Regions from separate parts of the Homo sapiens genome. Here region 2 is linked to region 1. A link is an interaction called in ENCODE POLR2A ChIA-PET data of the cell type or tissue named here. Cell type or tissue: HepG2. All regions are shown on one strand.

Region 1 (8,000 bases):
CTAAGGGGGGTTGGAGGTGATCTCTCACTCTCCTGTAGAGGTACAGAGAGATTAAGTAAAGTGCTCGAGGTTACACAGTTAATAAGTGACAGAATCAGGATTTGAGCTTAGATGATCTGTCTTCAGGGCCCATGCTCTTAAACACTATACTTGTGTCTTTAAAAGTCAGGGGTGAGCCAGGTGCAGTGTTTCAAGTCTGTTATCCCAGCTACTGGGGAGGCTGAGGCAGGGGGATGGCTTGAGGCCAGCAGTTCAAGGCTGCAGTGAGCTATGATTGCGCCAATGGACTCTAGCCTAGGCGACAGACTGAGACACTATCGCTAAAAAATATGTGTGTAATAATGAGTTGGGTGGATCACTTGAGGCCAGGAGTTCAAGATCAGCCTGGTCAACATGATGAAACCCCGTCTCTACTAAAAATACAAAAATTAGCTGGGTGTGGTGCTTGCCTGTAGTCCCAGTTACTTAGGATAGGAGGCTGAGGCAGGAGAATGGCCTGAACCCGGCAGGCAGAGGTTGCAGTGAGCCAAGATTGCATCACTGCATGCACTCCAGCCTGGGTGACAAAAAAAAAAAAAAAGTATGTAATAAAATAAAAAATAAATAAAATCCAGATATGATGTGGGTTTAAACCTAGATATAATGGTCCTATCTACAATTTCTCACTCATTAGACTTTTTTATTTTTATTTTTGTATTTTTATTTATTTATTTATTATTTATTTATTTAATTTATTTATTTATTTATTTATTTTGAGACGGAGTCTTGCTCTGTCACCCAGGCTGGAGTGCAGTGGCGCGATCTCGGCTCACTGCAAGCTCCGCCTCCCGGGTTCACACCATTCTCCTGCCTCAGCCTCCCGAGTAGCTGGGACTACAGGTGCCCGCCACCACGCCCAGCTAATTTTTTTGTATTTTTAGTAGAGATGGGGTTTCACCGTGTTAGCCAGGATGGTCTCAATCTCCTGACCTTGTGATCCGCCCACCTCGGCCTCCCAAAGTGCTGGAATTACAGGTGTGAGCCACCGCGCCCGGCTTATTTTTTATTTTTATTATTTTTTGTAGAGACAGGGTCTCACTATGTTGCCCAGGCTGGTCTCCAACTCCTGGCCTCAAGCAATCCTTCTGCCTCGGCCTCTCAAAGCGATGGGATTAGAAGCATGAGCCACCATGCCTGGCCATGTTTTCCAATTTTTAAAATTCATCATATAGCTGTATATTTGCTATCACAAGGTAACTATTGCTTTCTGAAATGAGTTATTTTCACTTTTAATATTTTTACATTTTAAACATTGAGTAAAACAAAATAATATTAATAAATATGTGTAAAGTATAAAGAATAACAGAATGAACTCTATTGTTTCATAGGTCATTATTACCATTAACTTTGAAGTCCCTTTCTAAATCTATCATTTCCCTCCAAAGGTAACAACTACCCTGGATTTTATGTTAATCATTTATTTGCTTTTCTTCCTGATTTTAAAGCTTATTTATTTATGTAGCCCTAAGAATATTTTTTAGTTTGCATTTTTGGAACTTTGCATAAATAAAACAATTCTGTGTTTTCTGACTGGCTTTAACTGAGATTATTAGTACAAAAAGCCAGCTTTTTGCACTTAAAAAGACTGTAGCTATGAATATTTATATATACTGTGAAATAAAAAACAAATCCAGGCTTGGTAAGGAGAGATTTTATTATAATTTTTTTTTTTTTGAGACAGAGTCTCGCTCTGTTGCCCAGGATGGAGTGTGCAGTGGTGTGATCTCAGCTCACTGCAACCTCCGCCTCCTGGGTTCAAGCGATTCTCGTGCCTCAGCTTCCCTGAGGAGCTGAGATTACAGGCGCATACCACCATGAGTGGCTAATTTTTGTATTTTTAGTAGAGACGGGGTTTCACCATGTTGGCCAGGCTGGTCTCGAACTCTGGACCTCAAGTGATCCGCCCACCTCAGCCTCCCAAAGTGCTGGGATTACAGGCATTAGCCACTGCGCCCAGCCATTATAATTTTTTTTTTTTTTGAGACAGATTCTCATTCTGCTGCCCACCGAATGCATGGCACAATCATGGCTCACTGCAGCCTTGCTCTCTTGGGCTCAAGTGATCCTCCGACCTCAACCTCCCGACGTGCTAAGATTACAGGTGTGAGTTACCACACCCTGCCAGGAGAGATTTTATTTGAAAGGATTATTGCAAGGGAAGAAAGGAACTATTGCAATAGAAGGAGGAAGAATATTGCAGCAGGGAGGACCCTCTGACCATAATATCTGCAAGTGACTCAAGGGTTAGGCAAAAAGGGTTCTTCTCTCATACAGAGGAGTAAACAGGGCAGAACTGGGTGGGAGGAAGTGGGATGATCAGGAGTGGCATGATGGGACAGTAGATCAGATAATGCTTTACCTTGAAGCCAGCCTATTCTCAGGAGAGGCTGTTAAGGAGGAGATGTGCGCTGGCTCAAGCTGAGGGTAAGCCAAAGTTCGGGAAGCTGGGGGAAGGAGAGAAGTTTTAACCAAAGTTTGTTCCAACTGATCAGTGGGGACAAGAAGTTCCTCAAAGCTTTCATGAGGAGATTTGGAATATGGAGTCTGTGTCTGGCTTTGTCATTGGTGAACCAGAGGGGCATACACCAGTCTTACCTAACTCACTTGGGGAAGGATGTTTTTTTGCAATATGCTGTGTTCCAGAACACAAAACAGTGGGAAGGCATTTCTTAAGCCTTAGTTTTCCAGGATCACAGGGCTTGGGTAAAAGTCAACATTATCAATAAGTCTTCTGATAAACATGTGCAGTCATTTTTTTTATTGTTTAGACAAGGGTCTTGCCAACTTGGCCAGGCTGGTCTCAAACTTCTAAGCTCAAGGGATCCTCCTACACCAGCTTGCCAAAGTGCTGGGATTACAGGCGTGAACCACTGAGCTTGGCCCTTTATTTTTTGCTTTTGTTTGAGGTCTCTCAATCTACAGGTTCCTCCTATCACCCAGTATAATGTGTAGACTTTGTCTGAATTATGAATCAATGAATCAATAGTAATCAAATAACCCAATTAAAAAACGTACAAAGAGGGCCGGGTGCGGTGGCTTACATCTGTAATCTCAGCACTTTGGGAGGCCAAGGCGGGTGGATCACCTGAGGTCAGGAGTTCGAGACCAGCCTGACCAATATGGTGAAACCCCGTCTCTACTAAAAATACAAAAATTAGCCGGGCGTGGTGGCACGCACCTGTAGTCCCAGCTACTCGGGAGGCTGAGACAGGAGAATTGCTTGAACCCGGGAGGCGGAGGTTGCAGTGAGCCGAGATCGCACCATTGCACTCCAGCCTGGATGACAGAGCGAGGCTCCATCTCAAAAAAAAAAAAAAAAAAAAAAAAAGACAAAAAGGCGGGGACCGTGGCTCACACCTGTAATCCTAACACTTTGGGAGGCTGAGGCCAGTGGATCACTTGAGCCCTGGAGTTCAATACCAGCCTGGGCAATGCAGTGAGACCCCATCTCTACAAATAGTTTAAAAAATTAGCCAGGCATAGTGGGTTGCATCTGTGGTCCCAGCACTCCAGCCTGGGCGACAGAGCGAGACCCCAACTCAAAAATAAATAAAATATTACCTACAAGTGCTGAGTCAAATGATGTGTAGCTTTGCTTTTACTAGATAACGCCAATTGTTTCCCAAAGTGGTTGTATCAACTTACATTTCCACCAACAGTGTATGAGAGCTTCAGTTCCACCATGTTGTCATCGACTCTAAGGTTTTAAAGTTTGCCAACATAGTGGATGCAAAGTGGGTCTCGCTGCATTTCTTTTATTATTGAGTTGTGCATCTTTTCTTTAACGTAAGCCTCTAGTAACTCATAGCACTTTCATTGTAAATTGGACCTGCGTGTTTCCTCTTTTGCGAAGTATCTTCGGCCCATTTTTCTACCGGGTTATCTTTTTCTTACCGATTTGTGGGAGTTCATCAACACATTTTGGAAAAATAAATGGAAGAACGACTAAAGGTTCAGAACTGAGGAAGGTTGAGATTAGGTGTGCAATATCCACAACTAAATACCTCAAAAATGACCCCTCCCGCAGGCTTCTTATTTGGTCCTCATGAGAGCTTTATGAAAGAACTCTATGACCCCATTTTCCAGGTGAGTTTTTCCATCATCGCCGGCTTCCCTCTGTGGGAAAGGAACACAGAAGACTTCGGATCTTCCAGCTCCAGGTTCCACAACCCCAATCCCAAAGGACTAGTTAGAATTTTCACAATCTCGCAACGCAGGGGCTGGAACGTTGCTCGCGGTGTTCTCGCGAGACTTGGTTCTAGCTGATCATGTGACAATCCAAGATGGCGGTGCCCGGCGAGGCGGAGGAGGAGGCGACAGTTTACCTGGTAGTGAGCGGTATCCCCTCCGTGTTGCGCTCGGCCCATTTACGGAGCTATTTTAGCCAGTTCCGAGAAGAGCGCGGCGGTGGCTTCCTCTGTTTCCACTACCGGCATCGGCCTGAGCGGGCCCCTCCGCAGGCCGCTCCTAACTCTGCCCTAATTCCTACCGACCCAGCCGCTGAGGGCCAGCTTCTCTCTCAGACTTCGGCCACCGATGTCCGGCCTCTCTCCACTCGAGACTCTACTCCAATCCAGACCCGCACCTGCTGCTGCGTCATCTCGGTAAGGGGGTTGGCTCAAGCTCAGAGGCTTATTCGCATGTACTCGGGCCGCCGGTGGCTGGATTCTCACGGGACTTGGCTACCGGGTCGCTGTCTCATCCGCAGACTTCGGCTACCTACGGAGGCATCAGGTAAGAGTGAGAAAGTTAATAGACTGGGCCTACGGGCCTGGAACAGAGGCACCTTTTCAGAGGAGTGGTGAGGATAAGTCAGGCCTCTGGTTAGGACTCTATGAGTTTAGTTCATATTCTAGACAGAGCTTCAGGCTCAACTTGCAGGGAGTTAGTCCAATACATGGAGAAAAATAAACCGGAGAGGCTTATTCGGAAGAGCCTTCATTTTGTTAGGTCCCTTTTGAGACCCTTTCTCTATCCAAGGGGTTGATTTTGCACTAACACAGAAAGAAAAAAGGAAATCCAGTCTCTAACCCTTTTACTGTCTTTCTCTCCTGCTCTCTCTGTGCTTCCTACCCAGTCCTTTCAGTAAGATACAAATGAAGAGACAATCTTTTCTCTGGACAGCTCCCACTTTCATGGGAAATCAGTTTGATGGGGAAACAGGACAGTGCAGAGCCCTCCAGTTCACACATTCAACAAATGCTTACATTGCTAGACCTAGTGTGACTAGCTGGGTATGCAGAGAACAGTTGGACATAGTGTGTGCTCAGAATCCACAAAGGAAGACATTTGGAAAAAGGTTATTGCCACAGAGATGTCATTCTAATTGTTAGCATTCACTGAGCACTCTGTATTTAGTAGGCGCTGTTCTAAGCCTTTTGTTTTCTTACCCCTCTCAACAGTCCTATGAGATAGGAGCTGTTGTTTCTCCCATTTCATAGGTGAAGAAACTGAGGGAAGCCGAAGTTATGTGACTTGCCTGAGGTTACAGAGTTAGTTAGTGTCAGAGCTACAACAAACCTAGGCATCTGTTCCAGAGCCTATACTGTTTATCACCAAGTGCTGTGAGATGACAGAGAAGGGAGAAACTAACTTCCTAGATGGATCATGAAATGTGGCTTTCCATCTGGGTCTTGAAAAATAAATAGGAGTTAATAGGAGAGAATGGTGTTTCTGGGTTTCAGGGTAAATGGCGTTTGCAAAGACACAGCTTTGAAAGCCCGTGAAAAACTTTCAGGGCATGTTAAATTGTTCATTGTGGGCTGGGTTGCAATGGCTCGTGCCTGTAATCCCAGCACTTTGGGAGGCACAGGTGGGTGGATCTCTTGAGCTCAGGAGTTCCATACCAGCCTGGGCAACATGGTGAAACCCTGTCTCTACCAAAAATACAAATTAGCCGGTTGTGGTGGCGCATGCCTGTAGTCCCAGCTACTTGTGAGGTTGAGGTGGGGGGATCACTTGAGCCCAGGAGGTGGAGGTTGCAATGAGTCAAGATCGCGCCACTGTACTCCAGCCTGGGTGACAGAACGAGACCCCATCTCAAAAAAAAAAAAAGAAGAAAAAAAAGAAATTAGGAGAAAAATTGTTTGGTGTGGCTGGAACACATCGTATGAAGACATGCAGGAGGTGGGAGTTGGTGACAGCCGAGAATCAAAAGGTCATCAGGTGGGTAGATATCACTTGAGGCCAGGACCAGCCTGGACAACATGGCGTAACCCTGTCTGTACTAGAAATACAAAAATCAGCCAGGCATGGTGGCACATGCCTGTAATCCCAGCTACTTGGGAAGCTGAAGTATGAGAATCACTTGAACCCGGGAGGCGGAGGTTGCGGTGAGCTGAGATTGCACCACTGCATACGCCAGTCTGGGTGACAGAGTGAGAATCTGTCTCAAAAAAAAGAAAAAAAAAGTTCATCAGGAGCCAGAGCTGGAAGAAACTTGTATGCCCAGCCAAGGTGATGAGAAGTGACATGAAACTACTAGGTAGTTCTGTAGTTCCGCTTGGGGAGAGATGAAAAGACCTGGAGAAGTTTGAGAGGGAGGAACAGCATGAGGCTAATGGATTTATTTTATTATTTATTTATTTATTTTTGAGACAGGGTACTCTGTCGCCCGAGATGAAGTGCAGTGGTGCAATCTTGGCTCACTACAGCCTCACCTCCCAGGCTCAAGCAATCCTCCTGCTTCAGCCTCCCAAGGAGCTGGGATCACAGGGTGCACCACCACTCCCAGCTAATTTTTTTATATTTTGTAGAGATAAGGGTCTCACCATTTTGCCCAGGCTGGTCTTGAACTCCTGAGCTCAAGCAATCCTCCTGCCTCAGCCTCCCAAAGTGCTGGGATCACAAGCGTGAGCCACTGTGTCGGCCTAGATTTTTACTAGGGATTTACTAGATGTTTACTAGGGAAAGGCTAACAGATTTAAACATTGGCCAATTTCTGGCTCAAGTGTTGCTGGAGGCTTCTGGGTTTCAAGATCTATTCTCCCTCCTTTCCAAGGTCTGGGCTCCTTTCCCTTCAAGACCCGGAAGGAACTGCAGAGTTGGAAGGCAGAGAATGAAGCCTTCACCCTGGCTGACCTGAAGCAACTGCCGGAGCTGAACCCACCAGTGCTGATGCCCAGAGGGAATGTGGGGACTCCCCTGCGGGTCTTTTTGGAGTTGATCCGGGCCTGCCGCCTACCCCCTCGGATCATCACCCAGCTGCAGCTCCAGTTCCCCAAGACAGGTTCCTCCCGGCGCTACGGCAATGTGCCTTTTGAGTATGAGGACTCAGAGACTGTGGAGCAGGAAGAGCTTGTGTATACAGCAGAGGGTGAAGAAATACCCCAAGGAACCTACCTGGCAGATATACCAGCCAGCCCCTGTGGAGAGCCTGAGGAAGAAGTGGGGAAGGAAGAGGAAGAAGAGTCTCACTCAGATGAGGTGAGTACAGTGTGCTACCCTGTCCTTGCTGGCAGCTGAAAGAGGCCGAAGGCATTAATAATACCACTCTTCAATTGTCTATTACAAGGGTTCTTAACCTGGGGTCCTCAGGAGGGTTCCAAGGAGTCCAAGAAGGAATGTAAAACTATATTTGCATGTGTGTTTCTGTATTTCTGTAGGGAGATGGTCCAGAGCTTTTACCAGAAGATTCGTAAGTGGGTCTTATTTTTCATTCCCTTGGAAGGGATATATAAGGATGGTTCCTTTTTTTTTTTTTTTGAGACGGAGTCTTGCTCTGTTGTCCAGGCTGGAGTGCAGTGGCACGATCTCGGCTCACTGCAAGCTCTGCCTCCTGGGTTCACGCCATTCTCCTGCCTCAGCCTCCCAAGTAGCTGGGACTACAGGCGGCCACCACCATACCCGGCTAATTTTTTGTATTTTTAGTAGAGACGGGGTTTCACTGTGTTAGCCAGGATGGTCTCAATCTCCTGACCTCGTGACCCGCCTGCCTCAGTCTCCCAAAGTGCTGGGATTAT
Region 2 (8,000 bases), 61 kb before region 1:
AAATACTTCTACATAAAATCTGCCATTTAAACTATTTTAAAATATAAATTCAGTGGCATTAATTACATTCACAGTGTTGTGCAACCATCACAACTATCTATTTCCAAAACTTTTTTTTATCACTCCAAACAGAGACTCTGTACCCATTAAGCAGTAACTACCCATTCCCCTCTCCCTCCAGCCCCTGATAACGGCTAACCTTTCTGTCTCTATTAATTTGACTATTCTAGATATTTCATGTAAGTGAGAATCATACAATATTTGTCCTTTGTGTCTGGCTTATTTCACTTAGCATAATGTCTTCAAGGTTCATACCTATTGTTGCATGTGTCAGAACTTCATTGTTTTTATGACTGAATAATATTCCCTTGTACGTATATATCACATTTTGTTCATCCATTCATCTGTTGGGTTGTTTCTACCTTTTGGCTATTGTGAATAATGCTGCAATGAACACTGGCATACAAGTATCTGTTTGAAGCCCTGTTCTGATTATTTTGTGTATGTATCTAGAGTGTCATTGATTTTTTTTGGGTTTTTTTTTTGAGACAGAGTTTTGCTCTTGTCACCTAGGCTGGAGTGCAATGGAGTGTTCTTGGCTCATTGCAACCTCCGCCTCCCAGGTTCAAGCGATTCTCCTGCCTCAGCCTCCTGAGTAGCTGCAATTACAGGCTTCTGCCACCATGCCTGTCTAATTTTTGTATTTTTAGTAGAGACAGGGTTTCACCATGTTGGCCAGGCTGGTCTCAGACTCCCGATCTTAGGTGATCTGCCAGCCTCGGCCTCCCAAAGTGCTAGGATTACAGGCGCCCACTACCACGCCTGGCTAATTTTGTATTTTCAGTAGAGACGGGGTTTCACCATGTTGGCCAGGCTGGTTTCGAACTTCTGATCTCAAGTGATCCACCTGCCTCGGCCTCCCAAAGTGCTAGGATTACAGGCATGAGCCACTGTGCCTGGCCCAAGTGTCATTGATTTTTGACAGACTTTTTGAATACGCACCGTGGCAATGGGAAGGACCCTTCGGAACAGGGCCCAGTATCTTTGAGTGAGGGAGGGAGACGAGCAGAGAAAGGGGAGGTTTCAGTGTGGCTATAATTAGAATAACAGCTACCTTGTGCCTATTGCAAAACTCTTCACAAAACACTCACCAGAAAGCGTAGCCAGAGGTTCAGAGATCATATTTATTTATTTATTTCCTTCCTTCCTTCCTTCCTTCCTTTCTTCCTTTATTCTTTCTAGGCAAGGAAAGTAGCTCTGAGCTGCTTCAGTCATCATATTCTTATTAATCTACAGCATTTTAGGTACCACAGAATTAGAATTTTGTAGAGCAATTCTGCACTTCTACAGCTAAAGTTCTGGAAAAAGCAAAACTATGGAAACAGAAGAAAGATCAGTGGTTGTTAAGGGCTGGAGTCAAGGGGAGGAACTGACCACAGAGGGGTTCAGGGGAATTTCTGGGAGGTGATGGAACTGATCTATATCTTGATTGCTGTGGCAGTTGTGCCATTGTATGCATTTTTCAAAACTCACAAAACTGTACACTAAAAAGGGTGAATTTTACTATAGGTAAATTATACCTTAATTTTTTCTTTTTAAAAAAAGAATGAATAAATAAATGGGGAGAAAACTAAATAATACTTAATACTCCCAGCTACTCGGGAGGCTGAGGTGGGAGGATTCCTTGAACCCAGGAGGCGGAGGCTACTGTGAGCCAAGATCACATCTCTGCACTTCAGACTGGGTGACAAAGTGAGACCCTGTCTCAAACAACAGCAACAACAACAACAACAACAAAAACTAAATAAGAACCTAGGCCAGGCGCAGTGGCTCACGCCTGTAATCCCAGCACTTTGGGAGGTCGACGCAGGCGGATCATTGAGGTCAAGAGATTGAGACCATCCTGGCCAACATGGTGAAACCCTGTCTCTACTAAAAATAAAAAAATTAGCTGGGCATGGTGGTGCACACCTGCAGTCCCAGCTACTTGGGAGGCTGAGGCAGAACTGCTTGAACCCGGGAGGCAGAGGTTGCAGCGAGCCGAGATCGTGCCACTGCACTCCAGCCTGGTGACAAAGCGAGACTCCATCTCAAAAAAATAAAATAAAATAAAATAAAATAAAATAAATAAGACCCTAGGCTCTCATGTGTTTGCGTATCTTGAGAACTTTGCAAGTGACACTAACTCTAATTATTTAGCATTAGAGCATAAACTTCTATTTTTTCATTCATTCATTATAAAATGAAAGCCCCTGAATCCACTATTCACAAAAACCAGAACATTGCTAAAAATTAAATCTACCTATGGGTTTCTCTCCCACAGGTAGATTTAATAGGAGGATCCCTGCATCCTCCCCCAGGTAATTTTGTGTGTGTGTGTGTGTGTGTGTGTGTGTGTGTGTGTGTGTGTGTGGTGTGTTCCAGGCTGGAGGGCAGGGCAGTGGTGTTAATATGGTTCACTGCAGCCTTGACCTCCTGGGCTCAAGCAATCCTCCTGCCACAGCCTCCCAAGTAGCTGGGACCACAGATGCATGACCAGCCTTTTTTTTTTTTTTTTTTTCCTTCCATAGAGACAGGTCCTTCTATGTTGCCCAGGCTGGTCTTGAAGTCCTGGGCTCAACCAAACCTCCCAAATCCTTGGCTTCCCAAAGTGCTGGGATTATAGGCATGAGCCACCATGCCTAGCCCCCCAGGTATTCATTATTCTGAACTTTGTGTTTCTCATTCCCTTGCTCTTTTCTTTCTTTTCTTTTTTGAGATAGGGTCTTGCTATGTTGCCCAGGCTGGTCTTGAACTCCTTGGCTCAAGAGATTCTCTTGCCTCAGCCTCCCAAGTAGCTGGGATTACAGGCCCAGGCTATTGCACCCAACGCCTTGCTCTTTTCTTAGTTTTTTTTCACGTAAAAATTAGGCTGAAGCACATGAATCTGCCATTACTTTTAGATCAAAACAGGTCAAATAACAGCAAATTCATATGGTTCAACCAAATATTATGCTTAGATGCAGTAGTTCTAGTTATTTTTGAATCATATATAAAGGATGTCATTCCATATGTAGTCTTCTGAGATTTGCCTTTTTTCAATCCAATATTATATTACCATGATCCAACCATGTTGCTATTTTTCATTCATTTTCTACTGCTCTATAATTAATTCCTTTGCATGAATATCCCACATTTCTCTATCTCCTGTCAGTAGCATTTCCGTGTTTTCGGTTTGGGGCTACCACAAACAATGTTTCTAGTAACATTCTTGTATACATTCTCTCCTGGTGCATTGCACAAGAGCTTACTGTGGCTGTACCATAGGAATGGACTTGCTAGGTTTTAGAGTACACAGATGTTCAACTGCACAAGATGTGACTGTGAAGTGAGGATGTGACTCATTCTCTGAGCTCCAAATAAGAATACAATGTGCACTTTCCTCAGGAGGGAATGTGGACAAGATGTGGTGGGAGGCGCTGGGATGGAGGGTCTCTGGTGGAAATTGAACACCTATGCCTAATGCATCCCAGTGATATCTTCCTGTTGCATCCATGATCTCTTTTAATCCTCCCAGTTAAAGAGAGGTACTACTATCTCCAGAGATTAGGTTTAGAGAAGGAAAGTGCCTTGCCAAAAGTCAGTTTGTGCCAACTGCCTGAGCAAACAATGTCCCCTCTCTAAGCTTCAGTTTCCTCTTACTGTAAAATGGATATGATAATACCTGACCCACTTCACAGATTAACGGCTTCGGCATGCATGGCTCCTGGAGATGCTCCCTAAAAGTCACTTGTTTGTTTGTTTGTTTTGTTTATTTGAGACAGAGTCTCGCTCTGTCGCCCAGGCTGGAGTGCAATGGCGCGATCTCGGCTCACTGCAACCTCTGCCTGCTGGGTTCAAGCCATTCTCCTGCCTCAGCCTCCCGAGTAGCTGGGATTACAGGCACTTGCTACCATGCTAGGCTAATTTTTTGTATTTTTAGTAGAGACTGGGTTTCACTATGTTGGCCAGGCTGGTCTCAAACTCCCACCTCGCGATCCTCCCGCCTCGGCCTCCCAAAGTGCTGGGATTACAGGCATGAGCCACTGCGCCCGGCCAAGTCACTTGTTTATTAATGCTATTGTTAAGTTATTGAGTTGTTATTAATATTAAGGGGAACAGTAACCCAGAATAGTCTGAGCCTTGCCTTATTGACATTCAATGGTGTTGCCTCTTGCAGAGACCTTTTTTGGATGTAGTGACCATGGCCCATTTTGGCCACCACTTCTGATCCTGGATGTATCTTTCAGAGCTGCATATCCGGTCCCCCTCCTCTACCCTACTCGGGGCCTCAGAGCTGAGGTTCCTGTCTTTACCTGCAGATTTCTCTGAACAAAAGAAAAGGTAAACTGATCAGCGGCCCAGGCTCCCAGTTCTGCCTCAGGGCAAAGGGAGAAATTGGGGCCCAGGGCCTCATTCAGTGGAAAATATTTGTTGAACACCTAGTATGTGCCAGGACCTGTGCTGAGCACCAGGAACACAGGGGAACAAGACCAAACCCTGCAAGGTAGGAGGCTAAAGGAGGAGACAGAAGACAACAAAACGACAGTGTGCTGAGTACAGGGACTGTTCTAACCAACAGAAAAACAGACAGGATCAGGGAAAGCTTCCCAGAAGAGAGCTTCCCTTTGAGTTGGAGCTTTACGGCCGGGCAGAAGTTCCACAGGTGCTCAGAGACTGACAGGACCACCAGCCTGTTGAACAGAAGAGGAGACTGAGCCCCAGCGCCTCTCGACCCCTCCCCGCCACACCTCACCTACCCGGACTAGGCTGAACGGGCCGAGCACTCGAGCGGGGACGCGCAGCTCTGCAGAGCCCCGGGGCGGGGCCTCGGTCCAGGTGCGCGGTAGCGCTTCGCGGAGGCAGGAAGTGTGTCCCTAGCGGCGGCCCGTGCAGCGCTCCCGCGAGACGCTCACCTGCGCCCCAGGTGAGCGGCGAGGGGGCGGGGGAGGGGCTGAGCCGGAGGCGGCTCACCTGGCGGGACAGGTAAGCCCGGCGCGGGCCCAGGGGGGCGCAAGCCAGGGCGGCGCCGGTGTCGGGAGCCCCCCGAAGCTGAGCCCGGACAGGAGAGGGTCCCGGGCCCGGTTCCTCGGGGGCCACCCTCCTACTTCCGGGGTGCGCGGGCCGGGCTGGGGAGCGGCCTGAGCGGGCGCCCGGGCTGGGCGCGCAGAATGGGGTGAGGGGCCGCGTTCGCCCTTAGGGCTGCACTGGCTGGGTGCGGGGGCCGCACTCACCGGGGGGCAGCGTCGGGATGGGACAAACGCTGGTGCTCACCCCGAGGAACAGCGTCGGGACGGGAGGGAGGCTGGGTCCGCCCGCGGGGTAGGGCCCTTGCAGCTGGAGAGGGTAGTGCTCGCCCCGAGGGCAGAGTTGGTGTAGGGGCTGTGGTAGCCCGGGGGACAGTGCCAGGATCTGGTTCTTCCTTGTCCCCAGGACTAGCTGCCCGCGGATATGGGACTCTCGGGCTGCACCTTTGGGGCAGGAGGCCGAGGGTGCACTGAGCCGACGGCTGTTTCTCGAGCAGGACTGGGGTGGTCCTCCCCGGCCGGGTGTCCGAGGCTTGGCACTGGGCTGGGGGCAGAGGCTGGTGCGGCCGGGCCTGTCCTGGGGACCCTCGGAGGAGGGGACGGTACATAGACCCTTGAGTGTGTGTGTGTGTTCGCGGGACTAAGGGGGAAGAGGAAAGCATCAACGAGAAATCCAGGGAGGGCGGGCCGGGACCCTCTGACCCCCGGGAACATCCTTGCGGTGCCTTAGATCGCCTAGTGACCTAGCCCCTCCCATGGGCAAGGCCACTGCGGGAAGCCCCCTGCACTCAATATTTCATTTAAATCTCACGGGATTGGCGGGGCATGAAGATACTAGTCTCTCCTTATTTAAAGATGAGGAAAGTGAGGTTAAGAATCTTGCCTCAAGCCACAATAGGGACAGGGAGTCTCCCCTCACTAAACCAAGTGACCAGGTTCCTAGGATTGGGCGGGGTGGTGGCGGGGCGGTGGCAGCAGGGTCGGGGAGATACAGCCTGGAAGAAACTGCCTGAGTTTGACTTCAGGAGGGTTCAATGGCTGGAGGGAAGTGGGGAACTGAGGCAGGCATTGTCCTTATCCCAGGTCTTCTCTTCTCATCCCACCACCGCTGGAGATGTGTGGCACACACAAAGTACGCAGGCTTCAGAGCCTGGCGGGCCACAGTGCAAATCTTACTCCAGCCCTCTCTTGCTAGGTGTCTCTGGGCCAGTCACTTCACCTTTCTGAGCTTCAGATTCCTGATCTGTGAAATGGAGATATACTACTTATTTTCAGAGCAATTGTGAGAGTCAAATAAGGTGAAAGTCCTCTGGCCCATTCACTGCTGTTTTCTCAGCATTTAGCACAACGCTGGGCACCTCGTTGTATTAATTTAATCAATAATAGAGAGTCCTAAAGCTTTGGAGGTTGGGGAGAAGACAATAGCCAGTCCATCCTCAGGAGCCCCACGTACTTCCGAGCTCAGCATGGTTAACTGTAGATCTGTCCACTCTCCTGAAGGCTTGAGCCTGGAAGACAGGGCTCCCAACATGGGCTCTCTCTGGGCACACGCTGGTCCATGGAGCTGGCAGCTTTGACTGCCTCTTTTCTCCCAAGTAATAGATGGGATGGGGTAGTGGATAAGAGTCTGGGGCCAGGCCAATTGTGTACAGATAGATGTATGGCTTTGGACAACTTATTTAACCTGTCTGTGCTTTAGTATAATAATACAGGTAATAATATTACAAAGAGGGTTGTGAAAATTAATTGGTTATTATGTCTGAAGTACTTAGAACAGTGTAAGCCATCAATAATCAACTCTCACTGGATTGTAAACTCCTGAGGTTGAGGGATTTTGTCTGTTTTATCACTTTATCCATAGAATTTAGAACAGCTAGGCCGGGCGCGGTGGCTCACGCCTGTAATCCCAGTACTTTGAGAGGCCGAGGTGGGTGGATCACGAGGTCAGGAGATCAGACCATCCTGACTAACATGGTGAAACCCCATCTCTACTAAAAATACAAAAAATTAGCCAGGCGTGGCACGCGCCTGTAGTCCCAGCCACTCAGGAGGCTGAGGCAGGAGAATCGCTTGCACCCGGGAGGCAGAGGTTGCAGTGAGCCAAGACCACGCCACTGCACTCCACTCCAGACTGGGCAACAGAGTGAGACTCCATCTCAAAAAAAAAAAAAAAAAAAAGAATTTAGAACAGCTGGCTGGGCGCGGTGGCTTATGCCTGTAATGTCAGCACTTTGGGAGGCTGAGGCAGGTGGATACTTGAGGTCAGGAGTTCGAGACCAGCCTGGCCAACATGGTGAAACCCCATCTCTATTAAAAATACAAAAAAATTAGCTGGGTGTGGTGGCATGCACCTGTAATTCCAGCTACTCAGGAGGCTGAGGCATGAGAATTGCCTCCACCTGGGAGGCAGAGGTTGCAGTGAGCCAAGATCGTGCCATGCACTCCAGCGTTGGTGACAGAGTAAGACTGTCTCAAATAATAATAATAATAATAATAAATCCAGCATGTGGCACACAGTGGGCCCTCAGTAAATATCTGTTAATTGCGTGAATGTGTGAATCCATACCCCACATTTCTCAAACTAAAGCAAAGATTTTTAACCACTTAGCTCAGATTGCAAGGGAATTTAAAATCACCTGTTAGAATTTTATTTGGGATACCGTTGCAGATGGGATTTCACTCTCTCCCTCACCTCCTATCCCCCATCCATACTCTGGTCAACGTAGAGCCTAAGTCTTTTTTTCTTTGTACCCAGTGGCGCTGGTTCTACCCTGAGGCAACCTGAAATCTGTCAGTCCCCTGAGGCACCTAGTGTACCAAACCCTGTTCCAGACCCTGAGGCAGAAAAGAATTACACACAGTCCCTGCACTTCAGGGTCATGGTCCTTGGGGACATAGACTTATCCTCAAACAATCAGTACAAGGCTGACCCAGCTGACAGCCCAGCAGAAGGCC

Evidence for each region. ChIA-PET counts read pairs that join two places held together with the same protein. Peaks named below come from ENCODE experiments on the same cell type or tissue, not always from the same donor. Only the 100,000 strongest peaks of a DNase experiment are listed, where the experiment ranks them.
Region 2: POLR2A ChIA-PET joins it to region 1 with 12 read pairs; 11 of 35 experiments call an interaction of 5 or more read pairs at or near these places.

The regions. Positions count from the first base shown.
Region 1 is chr1:26,896,765-26,904,764 of GRCh38, reverse strand. GPATCH3 (G-patch domain containing 3) reads left to right here and starts at 4,298. Exons shown (of 7, transcript NM_022078.3): 1 at 4,298-4,773; 2 at 7,040-7,464. The coding sequence starts at 4,323. It also overlaps a transcript of NUDC not described here. RefSeq lists an enhancer at 4,234-4,353. In HepG2, no CTCF peak of the experiment used is centred here; DNase peaks (open chromatin) are centred at 334, 4,284 and 4,644; H3K4me3 peaks cover 2,312 bases.
Region 2 is chr1:26,957,354-26,965,353 of GRCh38, reverse strand. It overlaps KDF1 (keratinocyte differentiation factor 1), which reads left to right and starts at 4,886. Exons shown (of 4, transcript NM_152365.3): 1 at 4,886-5,004. RefSeq lists a silencer at 3,602-3,896 and an enhancer at 4,766-5,448. In HepG2, a CTCF peak has its summit at 4,893; a DNase peak (open chromatin) is centred at 3,303; H3K4me3 peaks cover 2,409 bases.